2 separate regions of the Homo sapiens genome follow, and region 2 is linked to region 1. Evidence: chromatin contacts called from ENCODE Hi-C or POLR2A ChIA-PET data. All regions are on one chromosome and are shown on one strand. The core of a region is the stretch at or near the end of the contact, and the rest is flanking DNA. Distances in the headings are between cores, read along the strand shown.

The links. A loop is a pair of places that touch in the nucleus more often than their neighbours do. ChIA-PET counts read pairs that join two places held with the same protein, here RNA polymerase II (POLR2A). Pooled maps may share reads with other maps.
Region 2: a pooled map shows a loop between it and region 1 (11-fold over the local background). The contact joins the promoter of ZNF675 here to the promoter of ZNF737 in region 1. A Hi-C loop is called at or near these places in 1 of 37 single-sample maps with no recorded cell type and 9 of 50 pooled maps. POLR2A ChIA-PET finds 5 or more read pairs at or near these places in 1 of 52 experiments (activated CD4-positive, alpha-beta T cell).

Annotation. Positions count from the first base shown.
Region 1 is chr19:20,563,830-20,571,360 of GRCh38, forward strand. It overlaps ZNF737 (zinc finger protein 737), which reads right to left and starts at 1,952. Exons shown (of 4, transcript NM_001159293.2): 1 at 1,809-1,952. The coding sequence starts at 1,811. LOC105372316 (a long non-coding RNA gene) reads left to right here. Exons shown (of 3, transcript XR_936408.3): 3 at 6,110-7,266. RefSeq lists enhancers at 1,385-1,544, 1,755-1,804.
Region 2 is chr19:23,684,067-23,690,895 of GRCh38, forward strand. It overlaps ZNF675 (zinc finger protein 675), which reads right to left and starts at 3,146. Exons shown (of 4, transcript NM_138330.3): 1 at 2,965-3,146. The coding sequence starts at 2,967. RefSeq lists enhancers at 1,582-2,552, 2,684-3,073, 3,364-3,413.

The DNA of each region.
Region 1 (7,531 bases), core at 702-3,201:
TACTTCTTTCAGAAAATATATGTATTATTTTATTATTTATCTTAAAAATAAGTAGGCCTGGTGCGGCAAATCATGCTTGTAATCCCAGCACTTTGGAGGGCCGAGGCAGGTAGATCACGATGTCAGAAGATCACGACCATTTTGGCCAACATGTTGAAACCCCCTCTCTACTTAAAATACAAAAGAATTAGCTGGGTGTGGTGGCACGTGCCTGTAATCCCAGCTACTCAGGAGGCTGAGGCAGGAGAATTGCTTGAACCCAGGAGGTGGAGGCTGCAGTAAGCCGAGATCACGCCACTGCACTCCAACCTGTTGACAGAGCGAGACTCTGTTTCAAAAAAAAAGTAAATAAATAAAATAATGTAGTAAAAAATTAGTCATATGGGAACACTTCTAGAAGGTACCATGTTTCATCACATATAATTTAGCATTTAACTCAGAACTCAACAGGATATAGAACTGAGATATTCACTGTCACAAATTTCCCCTGCAAAAAGAGGAACTAATGTGTTGACGAATCTATGTAACTCATCAATTATCTACCACATTTTCCTGTGGAAATATATTCATTGTCTACAGCCAAAATGGAAGAGAGATTTTCCCTATTTTTTTCCTTGGTAACTAGCATTCCTGGCTAACATACTGAAACTCCATCTCTACTAAAAATACAAAAATTAGCTGGGCGTGGTGTCGCGTGCCCATAGCCCCAACTACTCCAGAGGCTGAAGCAGAAGAATGCTTGAACCTGAGAGGCGGAGGTTGCAGTGAGCCGAGATCTGACACTGCACTCCAGCTCTGGCGACAGAGCGAGACTCCGTCTCAAAAAAAAAAAAATAAAAATAATAAATTGAGGAACATGGGGTACACTTGAGGCCTTGCTTGAGACACATGTGGAAAATGCCAGGGAAAATCAGTCCGCTGTGGCGTGTGAAAATAATTAAGTGGCAGGCAATTAGACTGAAGAAGCTCTAGTCCCTGGATTTCTACCTCAAAAAAAAAAAAATCTAAGCTCATGTGCATTTTTTGGGAAATTACTACATTAGGGGAAACAAAATTCAGGCTTAAGCAACTATAAACTGCCAATTAAACTGTAATTACATAACCAGGAATTTTTTTTTTTTTTTTGAGACGGAGTCTCACTGTCGCGCAGGCTGGAGTGCAGTGGCAAGATCTCAGCTCACTGCAACATCCACCTCCGGAGTTCAAGCGATTCTCTCACTTCTGCCTCCCGAGAAGCTGTGATTACAGACATCTGTCATCACACCCAGCTAATTTTTGCATTTTTAGTAGACATGGGGTTTCCCCATTTGGGCCAGGCTTATCTTGAAGTCCTGACCTCAAGTTATCCGCCTGCCTCGGCCTCCCAAAGTGCTGGGATTACAGGCGTGAACGACTGCGCCCGGCCCCATAAATTTTGAATAGCAGAAAACAGAAACTGTGAACTCCACGGACCAAAGCTCTTCCCATTCATGAACCTGCACCCCGAGTCAGGATTCTCCCCTGACGACCCTCTGGTGGTCCCTGCACATTCTGGGAGAGACGGGAGGCTGCGGTTGCAGAGCTGCCCACGGAGCGCTCCAGGCCAGAGCAGTCACTACGCAGGGAAGACACAGGACGCCAGGGGGCCCGGCTGTCAGCGTAGCCGCCAAATTATGGCTGAACGGGACTGAGGCCGAGCTGGGCAAGGAGAACTCAGGGTGCAGATTGTGGAGCTGACTGCGCAGAGGCCTGAGTCCCGCCACAGCCACTTCCCACCGGTTCCAACCAGCCTATCCCCCTCTCTCGGGATGTCGGACCGGCACTCTCACCATTTCTAGGCTTCCAGGGGCTCCCGGGCGTCTTAGCTGTGGATCTCCCAATACCTGCAGGACACAGGGCCACAGAGGCTGGGCCTCTAGGAGCAGAGGACACACAGCAGTGAAGACAAGACCTGGAGCTCCGGCTGCAGAGACAAAGGCCCCGCAAAACCCGGAAGCCTTCCGCTTCACTCTGGCTGCGTGCCTGATTGGACGGCTTCCAGCCCAGCGTCCCTGATTGGATAATGCTTAAATCCCCGCCCCCTCAGGCCCTGAGTGACAGAAGATATGATCAGATGCTGGGTTAAGTGAACAAAGAGTGCCAGCCTAAGCAGCTGGCTTTTCAAACAGTGCTTCCTCCCTGAGCTGAGCCAGGCCCACCCCAGAGCATGGGAATATTTTATCTCTTGTTTACTCTCTTTCTTGTTGAATGTATTAAAAAGGTGAACAGAAGTATTTTGCTGTCATTAATAATACATAAAATTTTTGTTCAACAGAAAATCAACTTTTACTTTGGTAATGGTAAAATCTATTAAAGCTAATTTTAATAAAACCTTATAAATAAATCAAATTTGTCATTTTTGAGCACTCCAGATTTACATATATATTTTGTAATATCTCGTAATTTTAAAAAACTATTTATATTTTATTTTTGTCCACATTCTTTTTATTTTTTCAATTTGAAACAATCTTTAATTTCCAACAGCTATAGGAGATAGAAATCATTTAGAGGCAGGCACGGATAGTTCACGCTGGTAATTCCAACACTTTGGGAGGCCAAGGTGAGCAGATCACTTGAGGTCAGGAGTTCAAGACAAGCCTAGCCAACATGGTGAAACCCCATCTCTAATAATAACTAATAAATAATAATAATAACTAATAATATAAAAAGTTACCTGGGTGTGGGGGTGCACATCTGTAGTCCCAGCTACACCGGAGGCTGAGGCAGGAGAATCACTTGAAGCCAGGAGGCGGAGGTTGTGTAACAGCCCAAGGGGTTTATTTTACCCTTTGCCTAGACAGAGCCGATTCATCAAGACAGGGGAATTTGTGGAGGAAAAGTCACATATTAAATCTGAACTCAATTGAATGTGGACACAAACAATTGTCACCAAGTCCCAGAACAGGTTGTGTGAGCCCCTGAGGTGTTCATCCAGCGCTGTATTGAAGAAATCTCTATTTCAATCTATTCCTATATATTAGTTGTTGAAAAACAATAGACAATCACAAAAAAAGGTTGACCTTTTTGTGTTCCTTGAGGCAAGTCGTGAAGGGCTCTCATCACTGGGCCTTATGCCAAACAACTCGTTACAAAAGAGCTAAGGTCCCAGACCGCCCTGAAGCTTCATAAGACCTCTCCTTGTCTGTGTACGATGGACGGGTGGCTGACTCTAGAGCTGTGGCTGTTGCCTCCCTCTCTGGTGGTGAATCCCCCATAGTCTGGTGAGGGAAAATATATATATATATATATATATATATATATATATATCTTTTCCCATTTCCTCGTCTTATTAAGATTGGCTTATTACATCAATCTGCTTATTATATTTATTTGCTTATTATATCATTTGCTTATTATATTATTACTTTATTATGTCTGCATTGCCATTTACGTGGGATAAAAGTTGTTTACCCTTAATGGTATTGTGTGTGTGTCTTTGTTTCTCCCCTCTCACATTTGCCTCACAGAACATTTTTGGCATCACAAATAGGATTTGAAAACAAAAGTGTACCCCTTTTTGACTAGAAGGACAGGGCTGGAGGGCTCAGGGACTTCCCATATCCTGGGATGGGAACTCCCCCAGTTCTCCCTCTTGGTGATTAAATGGTCAAGGGGAACTGGTTTTTGTGGGAATTGGGAATCTAAATTAGTGCAGTTTAAACCTTTGACTGTGCGGGAAGTGCTGCGGGGGATTCCAGTCAGCAAAGGAGATGCTGAGGGATCTCCCGGAGTGGATGGTGTTTGCTTACTGCTTATAAGTTAATGTATCGTGATAGGGGCTGGTTGCTACAAGATAAATGTAAGCGGAAAAGGAAAATGCTAATCTGACTTCCAGACTGGCCCAATGCCAGTCAATGTCTTGACTGATAAAGCTCAAAGCTATCAGCCTATCGCTGAAAAAAGCAGCTGTCCAGGTGGCCCAGTCAGGATAAAACTGAAGAACTAGTCAGCCGGGGCTTCGAGCAGGTAAAAACCCAGTTCCTATTTCAAAAATGGGAAATTAACCCTAGTAAAATTCAAGGACCTGCACAAAGTATAAAATTCCTTGGCATTTTATGGAATGCAAATAAATAGTCCATTTTACCAAAGGCTAAGGCTAAAATACTAGATTTTGCAACCCCTACCACTAATGTACTGGCTTGTTTGGTTTCTGGAGACATCATATTCCCCACTTGGGTAACATTTTACAACCTCTGCATGCAGCCACTAGAAAACGCTATGACTTTCACTGGGGAGAGAAAGAGAGCATGGCCTTTGAACAAGCTAAACAAGCAGTGCAACTGGCCCTGGATCTATGGCCCATACGGGATGGGCCAGTAGAACTGCAAGTAACTGTCCTAGATCAATATGCTAATTGGAGCCTTGGGCAGAAACAAGATGGGAAGAGGGTACTTTTCGGGATTTGGACCCAGAAACCACCAGAGGGAGGAAAAGCTTATACCTCTTTCAAGAAGCAACTGTTAGCTTGCTATTGAGCTTTGCTGGAAATAGAACACCTATGCTTCAACCATGATGTTTTTATGAGACCTGAAATTCCTATTATGACTTGAGACATGAGTTCCCCCAAAACCCACCAGATAGGGCACACCCAAGAAAGTAGCATCATATAATGGAAATGGCACATACAAAACCAGCCTAAGCCAAAACCAAAGAGGGTATCACTTTCACATGAGGATGGACAAAACTTGCCAGCTCAGGAAACACTGAACGAGTCCTGCAGATAGAGAGGTAAACACCCCCCTCCCCAACCGCCCATCAAATGGGATCAGAAACATACTTGGTTTACTGATGGACCCACCAAATACATTGGTGGGACCCAATGCTGGAAGGCTGTGGCTTATAATCCTCTTAAATACATAAGCATTTCTGATGAAGGAAGGAGTGGGAGCATTCAGTTAGCTGAACTGGCAGCCATCCTCTGAGCTATTCAGGAGGAGACCAGAGGGATTTGTCACTTGTATACGAACTCTTGCTCAGTAGCAAATGGTCTTACCACATGGATGCCCCAGTGGCAATGAAACAAATGGCTAATTGGGAATAAAGAGGTTTGGCGAGAACAATGCTGGTAAGGTATCTGAATCCTGGTGCACAACACATACCACTGTGTTCCATATTGTTTGTTGTTGTTGTTGGTTTTTTCCTAGCCCTGTCACCAAACTGAAGTGCAGTGGTGCAATCTCAGCTCACTACAACCTCTACCGCCCGAGTTCATGCCATTCTCCTGCCTCAGCCTACCAAGTAGCTGGGATTACAGGCACGGGCTGCCACGCCCAGCTAATTTTTTTTTTTTTTTAGACTCAGTCTCACTCTGTCGCTAGAATGGAGTGCAGTGGCGTGATCTGGGCTCACCGCAACATCCACGTCCCACGTTCAAGTGATTCTCCTGACTCAGCCTCCCGAGTAGCTGGGAATACAGGTGCGCACCACCATGCCCAGCTAATTTTTGTATTTTTAGTAAAGACGGGGTTCATCATGTTGGCCAGGATGGTCTCAATCTCTTGACCTCATGATCCACCCACCTCTGCCTCCCAAAGTGCTGGGATTACAGGCATGAACCACTGTGCCCGGCCCTGTTTTCCATGTTGATGTTCATGCATCTCTGCTTTCTCTTGACAGACTATTTAATCAGCAGGAAGATCAACAGGCAAAAATTTCCACCATAACTGCGATCTTGAATGTGGGTAAATGGATTACAACATGTTCAAGCCTTGCAATGAGAGGCATTATAGTGTATGGTGGTATAACTGATAGGGATTACCAGGGAGAGTTAAAGGTCATTTTATACAATAACACTCCAGATTCTTTTGCTATAAAACCACAGATGCTTGTTGCTCAATTGTTAGTGGTACCTTGTGAACAATTAACCCCTGAGGAAATCTTTGTCCAACAGAGTCTACATACAGAACTGGGGGATTCAGATCCCCTGGTACAGGTAGCTTAAATCCTGGAGTCAAAATATGGGTACGGCGTCCCTCAGATCCCAACCCTAAGGCTAGTGACCTTGTAGCTATGAAAGCAGAAAAGGAAGGCATAGTACAATTTCCTAAAGATGAAAAACAATATCATTTCCCCTCTGTTTTTGTTATTACAGGGAATAACCTATCTACTAATGGTCAGCACCTGTGTCTTTGTGTCTGAGGCCAAGAATAAATTCATCAACTTTTTAGCCACCGCTGCAACAGAAGCCAACCACAATCAATGTTGGCTATACGTCGAGTTGCAGGAGGATGCCAAAAATGGCTACCTTGGAGAATCATCCCTGACAACATTTCTGAATGGCTATATTGTTACCAATGGGCCACAACAACAACACTTGCAATCCAACCTGGGCTTCCTTTGACCACACTAAGCGATCTATCTTTGCCAAGTCAGACAAAAGGCGAACTCCTCCCTCACCTTGCATCAAAAGCCTTGGTATTCTGCCCAATATTCCTGGAATGGTATATACTACAAACCTGCTGTGCTGGTGGCTGGATTCCATACAACCTCTGCTTTGTCTGGAGGCCTTAAATGGATCCTCTAATGTTACTCTGGGGTTTCTCCAGTCACGTGTCAACACATACTCCAAATCAACAACATTATGCCCAATGAAACACAATCTCTTTCCTATGTTAATAAGAGATTAGTACACTATGATTACAGTAGCTCCATTGCTGTCCCCTGGGGGGCCCTCTGGGTATGCAGATCCTATGGGTGGCGATACGTGCCCCTACTTTGGATGGGGAGATGCACTTGGGGGTGGACATTAATTCCATTCACTATCCGGGAAAATACTCCCCTCTCCAGTAATCTAGATGCTTAGAAACATTGCTAGTTACAAATGTGCTGGACTCCCTGGTGGTGGTACCCTATCACAGTATTCTCCCCTGCCACTGGTACAATCTTGCTTCACCAACAAATTATAATACTTAGCTTACCTGTAGAAAATGCTCTTAATGCTAGTAGCACTCGACTTATGTTGTTACCAGATGAATTTGCTCAGCTGCATACTGTTGTGTTGCAAAATCAAATGGCATTAGATATGCTTACCACAGCCCAAGGAGGGGTTTGCGCCTTACTGCATACTGGATGTTGTGTGTATATTCCTGGCAAGTCTCACAATATTACTCTGTTTGCAATGCCATGTTGGGTCTAATTTTTATTAATTGTGCTTCTAATTCTCCTGTGCTTACCCTGTATCTGTAATCTATATCAACTATACCTTCCCGATGTATCTGTGAGGGTATTTTAATACAATTGAGTATCCAATTGAGGCCGAATGTAGTGGAAAAGTTAAATATTAAATTTGAACTCAATTGAATGTGGACACAAACAATGGTCACCAAGTCTCAGAACAGATTATGTGAGCCCCTTTAGGCATTCATCCGGCGCTGTTTCAGAGAAATTTCTACTTCAATCTATTCCTATACATTAGTTATTGAAAAACAATAGCCAATCACAAAAACAGGTTAACCTTTTTACAGGTGTGAGCCACCATGCCTGGCCTTGGATGGGGTTTTTGTGGTTACTTTTT
Region 2 (6,829 bases), core at 1,896-4,395, 3.1 Mb after region 1:
CTGGCTAACACGGTGAAACCCCGTCTCTACTAAAAATACAAAAAAATTAGCTGGGCGTGGTGGCGGGCACCTGTAATCCCAGCTACTCGGGAGGCTGAGGCAGGAGAATGGCTTGAACCCGGGAGGCAGAGCTTGCAGTGACCCCAGATCATGTCACTGCACTCCAGCCTGGGCAACAAATCGAGACTCCGTCTCAAAAAAAAAAAAAAAAAAAAACTAAAGTCAAAATAAGTGCACTAATCTTTTCAAGGTGACAAACTAGGGAGTGGCAATGCTGATTAGAAAACAGATGTGTTGGCCCAGGGCAGTGGCTCATGCCTGTAATTCCAGCACTTTGGGAGGCCAAGAGGGGCGGATCACCTGAGGTCGGGAGTTTGAGACAAGCCTGGCCAACACGGGAAAACCCCGTTTCTACTAAAAATACAAAATTAGCTGGGCATGGTGGTGCATGCCTGTAATCCCTGCTACTCAGGAGGCTGAGGCAGGAGAATCGCTTGAACCTGGGAGGCGGAGGTTGCCATGAGCCGAGATGGCACCATTGAACTCCAGCCTGGGCAACAAGAGTGAAACCCCATCTCAAAAAAAAAAGAAAACAGGTGTGTCTAATTCATGTGTCAAGTCAGGTCACCAATCACTTGAGAGATTCTCCCACCCCATCCTGCTCACTTAAGTGCTCAATGACCACCCTCTCACTGCACTATGCCTCAGTGACTGCCCCAAGTGCATTTTACTTTGCAAGTTTTTGCATCATTTCACTGAGGTCACTTTTTTTTGTCTTTTGAAATGCTATTTTTTCTTTCACAAATCTTAGACAATTCAGGGGACAGAAATTATCTCTGTGTTTTTCCCTCAATACCAGCATCTGATTGGCTGACCAGCAATATGTCTCCAAGAAATGGAAGCTGGGTTGAGTAAAGGCAATCTTCATGTCTCAAAGGCTTAGTTTTTCTTTTTTTGAGATGGAGTTTCACTCTTGGTGCCCAGGCTGGAATCCAATGGTGCGATCTCGGCTCTCAGCCTCCAAAATAGCTCGGATTACAGGCAGCCACCACCACGCCCAGCTAATTTTTTTGTATTTAGTAGAGATGGGGTTTCACCATGTTAGTCAGGCTGGTCGCGAACTCCTGACCTCAGGTGATCCACCGCCTCAGACTCCCAAAGTGCTGGGATTACAGGTGTGCACCACCGTGCACGCAAGGGTTAGTTTTTCAAAGGAAGAGCGCAGGGGAGAGTCCTATCAGTCCAAGGGCATTCATCTGTTTCCATTGAGAGGCTACACTCCATACCTCAGGTTGTTTTATGAAAGAAAATAACCCAGTAGATTATATTCACTAGACACTCGAGCAGACATAGCCATGGTAGATATATTGGTTTATTCACAGAAACTACTGAAGCCCAGGACCAGAAAAAACTGAAGGTGGCTGAGGCCACATCACCCATAAAGTTTCCAAAGGGAAACCTTGACCCAAAAATATTCTGATACTATCTCTGTGCCTAGAGAAGATTTTTAAAAATGAGGCGAAAAGATTTTTTACAATACAGTATCAGGGAATTGTTCTTCTTTTTCTTCTCATAAAAAATATTTTCAAACAGAAAACGATTTTTTTAAGTGCCATTCAATGTCAAAAAATGCTTAGTTAAAATACAGTATCTAAAGTGTACAATAAAAGACAAATAGTTGATAATGTGAATTAGAAAGGGGAAGCTGGCATTTGAGAATGTGAGAAGAAACTGGAAATTTAGTATTTTACTGCAAGTCATAGTTAGTCTGGAGGAATGGGATGAGGGGTAGGCTTGAGACCCAGCTTGAGAGAACTGTGAAAAATGCAGGGGAAAATCAGTCTCCTGTGGAGTGTGAAAATAACTAAGTAGCAGGCAATTAGACGGAGGTTACTCTAGTCCCTGGGTTCCTATTTTTTAAAAACTCTAACTCAAATGCATTTTTTTGCAAATTACTGAATTGAGGGAAACAAAAATTTAGGCTTAACCAATCATAAACTGCCAATTAACCTCTGATTACATAACCAGGAAATGTCCACCTTAATTGTACAAGTCAAGTAACTATGAACTGTACCTAACCAATTATTTAATTTGGTTTTCTTCATCATGTACCTTTAAAAGTCTTTCCTTCAAGCTGCTCTCATAAAGTCACAAGCTCCAAACCACAGCTGAATGCTCCACAATTTTTGAATCACTCTTTGATTAAATTCTCCAATATTTTTGTGGTGATCCCCATAATTTATTTATTTATTTAACTTATTTATTTATATATTTTTTAAGACGGAGTTTCGGTCTTGTTAACCAGGCTGGAGTGCAATGGCGTCATCTCGGCTCACTGCAACCGCCACCTCCCGGGTTCAAGCGGTTCTCCTGCCTCAGCCTTCTGAGTATCTGGGATTACAGGCATGTGCCACCACGCCCGGCTAATTTTGTATTTTTAGTAGAAACGGGGTTTCACCATGTTGGTCAGGCTGGTCTTGAACTCCTGACCTCAGGTGATCCACCCACCTCGGTCTCCCAAAGTGCTGGTATTACTGACCTGAGCCACCGCGCCCGGCCCTCCCATAAAATTTTAATAGGAGAAAACAGGAACTGGGAACCCCACGGACCAAAACTCTTCCCATTAATGAACCCGCACCCTGAGTCAGGATTCTCCGGTGACGGCCCTCCTGTGGTCCCTGCACAATCTGAGAGAAATGCGGCGCTGCGGGTACAGAGCTGCCCAGAGAGGGCTACAGGCCAGGGCACAGTCACTAGGCAGAGAAGAGACGGGATGCCCCGGGGCTGGCTGTCAGCGCGCCGCCATCTTATGGCTGCAGGGGACTGAGCCGAGCTGGGGAAGGAGAACTCGGGGTGCAGATTGTGGAGCTGACTGCGGGGAGGCCTGAGTCCCGCCATAGCCATTTCCCACGGGTTCCAACCAGCCCCTTCCCCCTCTCGGGATGTCGCACCCGTAACTCTCACCATTTCTAGGCTTCCAGGGGGTCCTGGAGTCTTAGCTGTGGATCTCTCAATTTCTGCAGGTCACAGGCCCACAGAGGCTGGACCTCTAGGAGCAGAGGACACAGAGCAATGAAAGCGAGACCTGGAGCTCCGGCTGCAGCGAGAGACAAAGGCGCCGCCAAATCCCGGAAGCCATCTTGTCTGCTCCAGCTGCGTGCCTGATTGGACGGTTCCCAGCCCAGCGTGCCTGATTGGACAACGTTTAAGGTCCTGACCCTTCAGGCCCTGAGTGACAGAAGATGTGATCAGACACTGGGCTGAGTGAAGACTGATAGCCTGCGCTGCAGCCTTTTCAGCCGGGGCTTCCTCTTTTAGCTGAGCCAGGCCCATCCCATAGGGTATTTGTATTTAACCTTGTGTATAAGGTCATATACATTTATAAATGATATATGGCTACTCACAAAGAAAAATAATATAATAATAATTATTTTAGAATTTCAGACTTTATGACCTTCCTGGCTTCTGGTCCTTTGAGTAGGCAGCCTGAGAATTTTAAAAAGAGGCAATCCTCAAATAAAATGTGAGCCACATGTGAATTTTAAATTTTCTAGTAGTCAAACTTTAAAAAGAAAAAAACAAGTGGAATTGATTGTAACAATCTAACCCAATATATCCAAAGTACTATCATTTTAGTATGAGAGCAATATGAAATTATTGATGAAATACACATATATATGTATATATGTGTATACACACACACACACACACACACACACACACACACATATATGGAACTAAATCTTTGAAAATAACTCTATTTTACCTAACACATTGCAATTCAGACCAGCCACATTCCAGGCACCCAGTAGCCACACGTGGCCAATAGCTGCCACATTAAAATGCAGCTCTGATGTCAGGGGGGTGAAGAAGAGCCTGAACATCCCTTTTTTGCCAGAGGTGAGGGGACAGCCTCTCTCTACCAACATCTCTCTTCAATTCCAAGGAAAAAACAGTTAGTGACCATAGAAAGAACAGAGGACAGATAGAATAAAATAACCACAGGTCGACCTGTGGTTACCTCTGGTTATTTTATTAACTACTGCTGCCCACCTGTTGCTCACCTTAATTCCAAACATCAGACAGTGAACAAAGAATGATGAAGCCACAAAACAAGAAAACTCTGTATCTTCAGATCTGTCCACAGTCTTAACCTCCAATGTTTAGATATGGAGAAAATAGATTAAAGGCAAACTTATTTTGCTATTTGGCCTTGGCCCTAACGGTCAGCCTGTGGTTATCTGTTTTCTCCTGTGGTGTGGTGAACTGTGTGAGTATAAGCACCAATCACACGCAGACATGTCTACATGTATTTTTGCATTATTCAATATTCTCTTACAAGACATAAGACTTTAAGTCAAGAATAAAGGTAATGTGAGTCTTTTTTCTTGCATTGGCGCTACCCACAGGGTGCATCATGACATATTGCTAAGTTCTGCATTCAGGTTATGTGGCTCTCTTCTTTTACCCAGGCCCAGAATATTTTGCACAATAGAACATATTACTAGGCCCAACATATATAAAATGGGAGGCCCTTGCCTGAGCCTTTTTTACAGAGGGCCTTGTGACATATCTCTGCATCAATCACCTAAGAGATGCAACTGTCCATTTTTCCCTGCACTCTGCCCACAGGAAAAATTGTGACTTATCATTAAGCCTAGGTAGCAGGTGATGTGTCTCTCCTGCCTGGGCCTTGAGCCACAGAAAGCATTGTTACCTATTGCTGGGCTCAGCACCCAGGTGATGTGACTCTGCTGCCTGTGTCCTGCTGTCAGGAGAAGGTTGTAACATATTCCTATTTAGGTGATGTGACACTCCTGTCTGGTCCCTGCCCTCAGAAAATATTGTGACATATTCCTGGCCCAAGTATGAGAGTCAACATGTCCTTCGGGAACACTTCAGGACCTTTAACCTTGGGTACATCATCTCACAATTCAGAAGGGCCCTTCCAAACTCAGGAATGAGCAAGTGGCTGTTGGCTGTCTAGGTTCTCCATGAGTTCACATTTATTACTGAATTTATGTCTGCTTAAATATCAGGTTTGTTTCTTCAATTTAGGTGTATAACACTGATAACTGAGGGGTAATCATAGGTAATCTGACTTGAATCACAAAGTTTATTCAAATGGCATATCTAAAAAATTTTAGTACTGGTTTATTTAACACAAAAATGTGTCAGAGGCCAGGCGCAGTGGCTGATGCCTATAATCCCAGCACATTGGGAAGCCAAGGAGGGCAGATCACGAGGTCAAGAGATCAAGACCATCCTGGCCAACATGGCAAAACCCCGACTCTATTAAAAATACAAAAATTAGTTGGGTGTGGTGGCACATGCCTGCAGTCCCAGCTACTCGGGAGGCTGAGGCAGGAAAATCGCTTGAACTGGAGAGGCGGAGGTTGCAGTGAGCTGAGATCACGCCACTGAGACTCCAGCCTGGTGACAGAGCATGACTCTGTCTCAAAAAAAAAAAAAAAAAGTGGCAGAGTATTTTCCTGATGTTCAACTATTTTTGTTTTTCCTGAATTAGCAGTTTTATGAATCAGTGTGTTCTTTAGAATTCTCACAATCCTTACCCAGTCCAAACAATATAATTTTAAAATTATCAGAAACCTGTACTCAACTTGTCTGGGCTATTTTCATCTTTTCATGAATCTCCTTACAGACACAGTACTCTAGGATTTTGCATGTTTTTGAAGTTTGTAGAAACTACATCAGAATTAAACCATTAACTGTAGAAATGACTTCAAATAATTATAAAGAAACAAATGAAACAAACTTATTATGTCTGTGACCTGCAATAACTTATCATAACCATAATTATGACTAATAGCTTATACTCAGATATATAAGATTTTTAGAAATTTCATAATATTATGAAATAAATGTTAATATATATTAAAATAGAAGTTGAAGAAGATCAAACATTATCTTTAATTCAACAATGCTTTTCATGTAATTTAACATATCAAATAATTACGTTTTTTACTCTTTTGGATGTTGCATAGACCCTCTGTAGCATCCAAAAGTTAGGGGTCTAGGCCGTGCCCAGTGGCTCACACCTGTAATCCCAGCACTTAGGGAGGCCAAGGCAGGTGGATCACCTGAGGTCAGGAGTTTGAGACCAGCCTGGCCAACTTGGTGAAACCCTGTCTCTACTAAAAATACAAAAAATTAGCTAGGCGTGGTGGCAAGCCGCTGTAATCCCAGCTACTTGGGAGGCTGAGGCAGGAGAATTGCTTGAACCTGGGAGGTGAAGGTTGCAGTGAGCCGAGATCATGCCATTGCACTCCAGCCTGGGTGAAAGAGTGAGATGCTGTCTCAATAAAAAAGAAAAAAAAAGTTAGGGGTCTAATAATACATAAAATTTGTGTTCAAGAGAAAATTGTTATACTTTTTAATTAGTGTATTATCAATGGTAAAGCTAATTTTAATAAAACCTTACAAGTAAATTCATCAAATTTGTCATTTTTGGCCAATCTAGATTTCCATAAATATGTTATAATCTCTCATAATCATTTAAACTTTTTATATTTTATTTTTATCTACTATTTTATTTTTTCAATTTGACACAACCATTAAGTAATTTCAAACTACACTAAATGTTTCTAACTTCCTTCATCAAAAGCATTTTTTGCTTTCGTTTCTACACTCTATGCAGAATTGTTTTTCGTACATCTAATTGATTTAATTATATATAAATCACATTAACTCTTTTTTTTTAAGATGGAGTCTAGCTCTGTCACCCAGGCTGGAGTGCAATGGCGGGATCTCAGCTCACTGCAACCTCTGCCTCCTAAGTTCAAGCAATTCTCCTGGCTCAGCCTCCAGA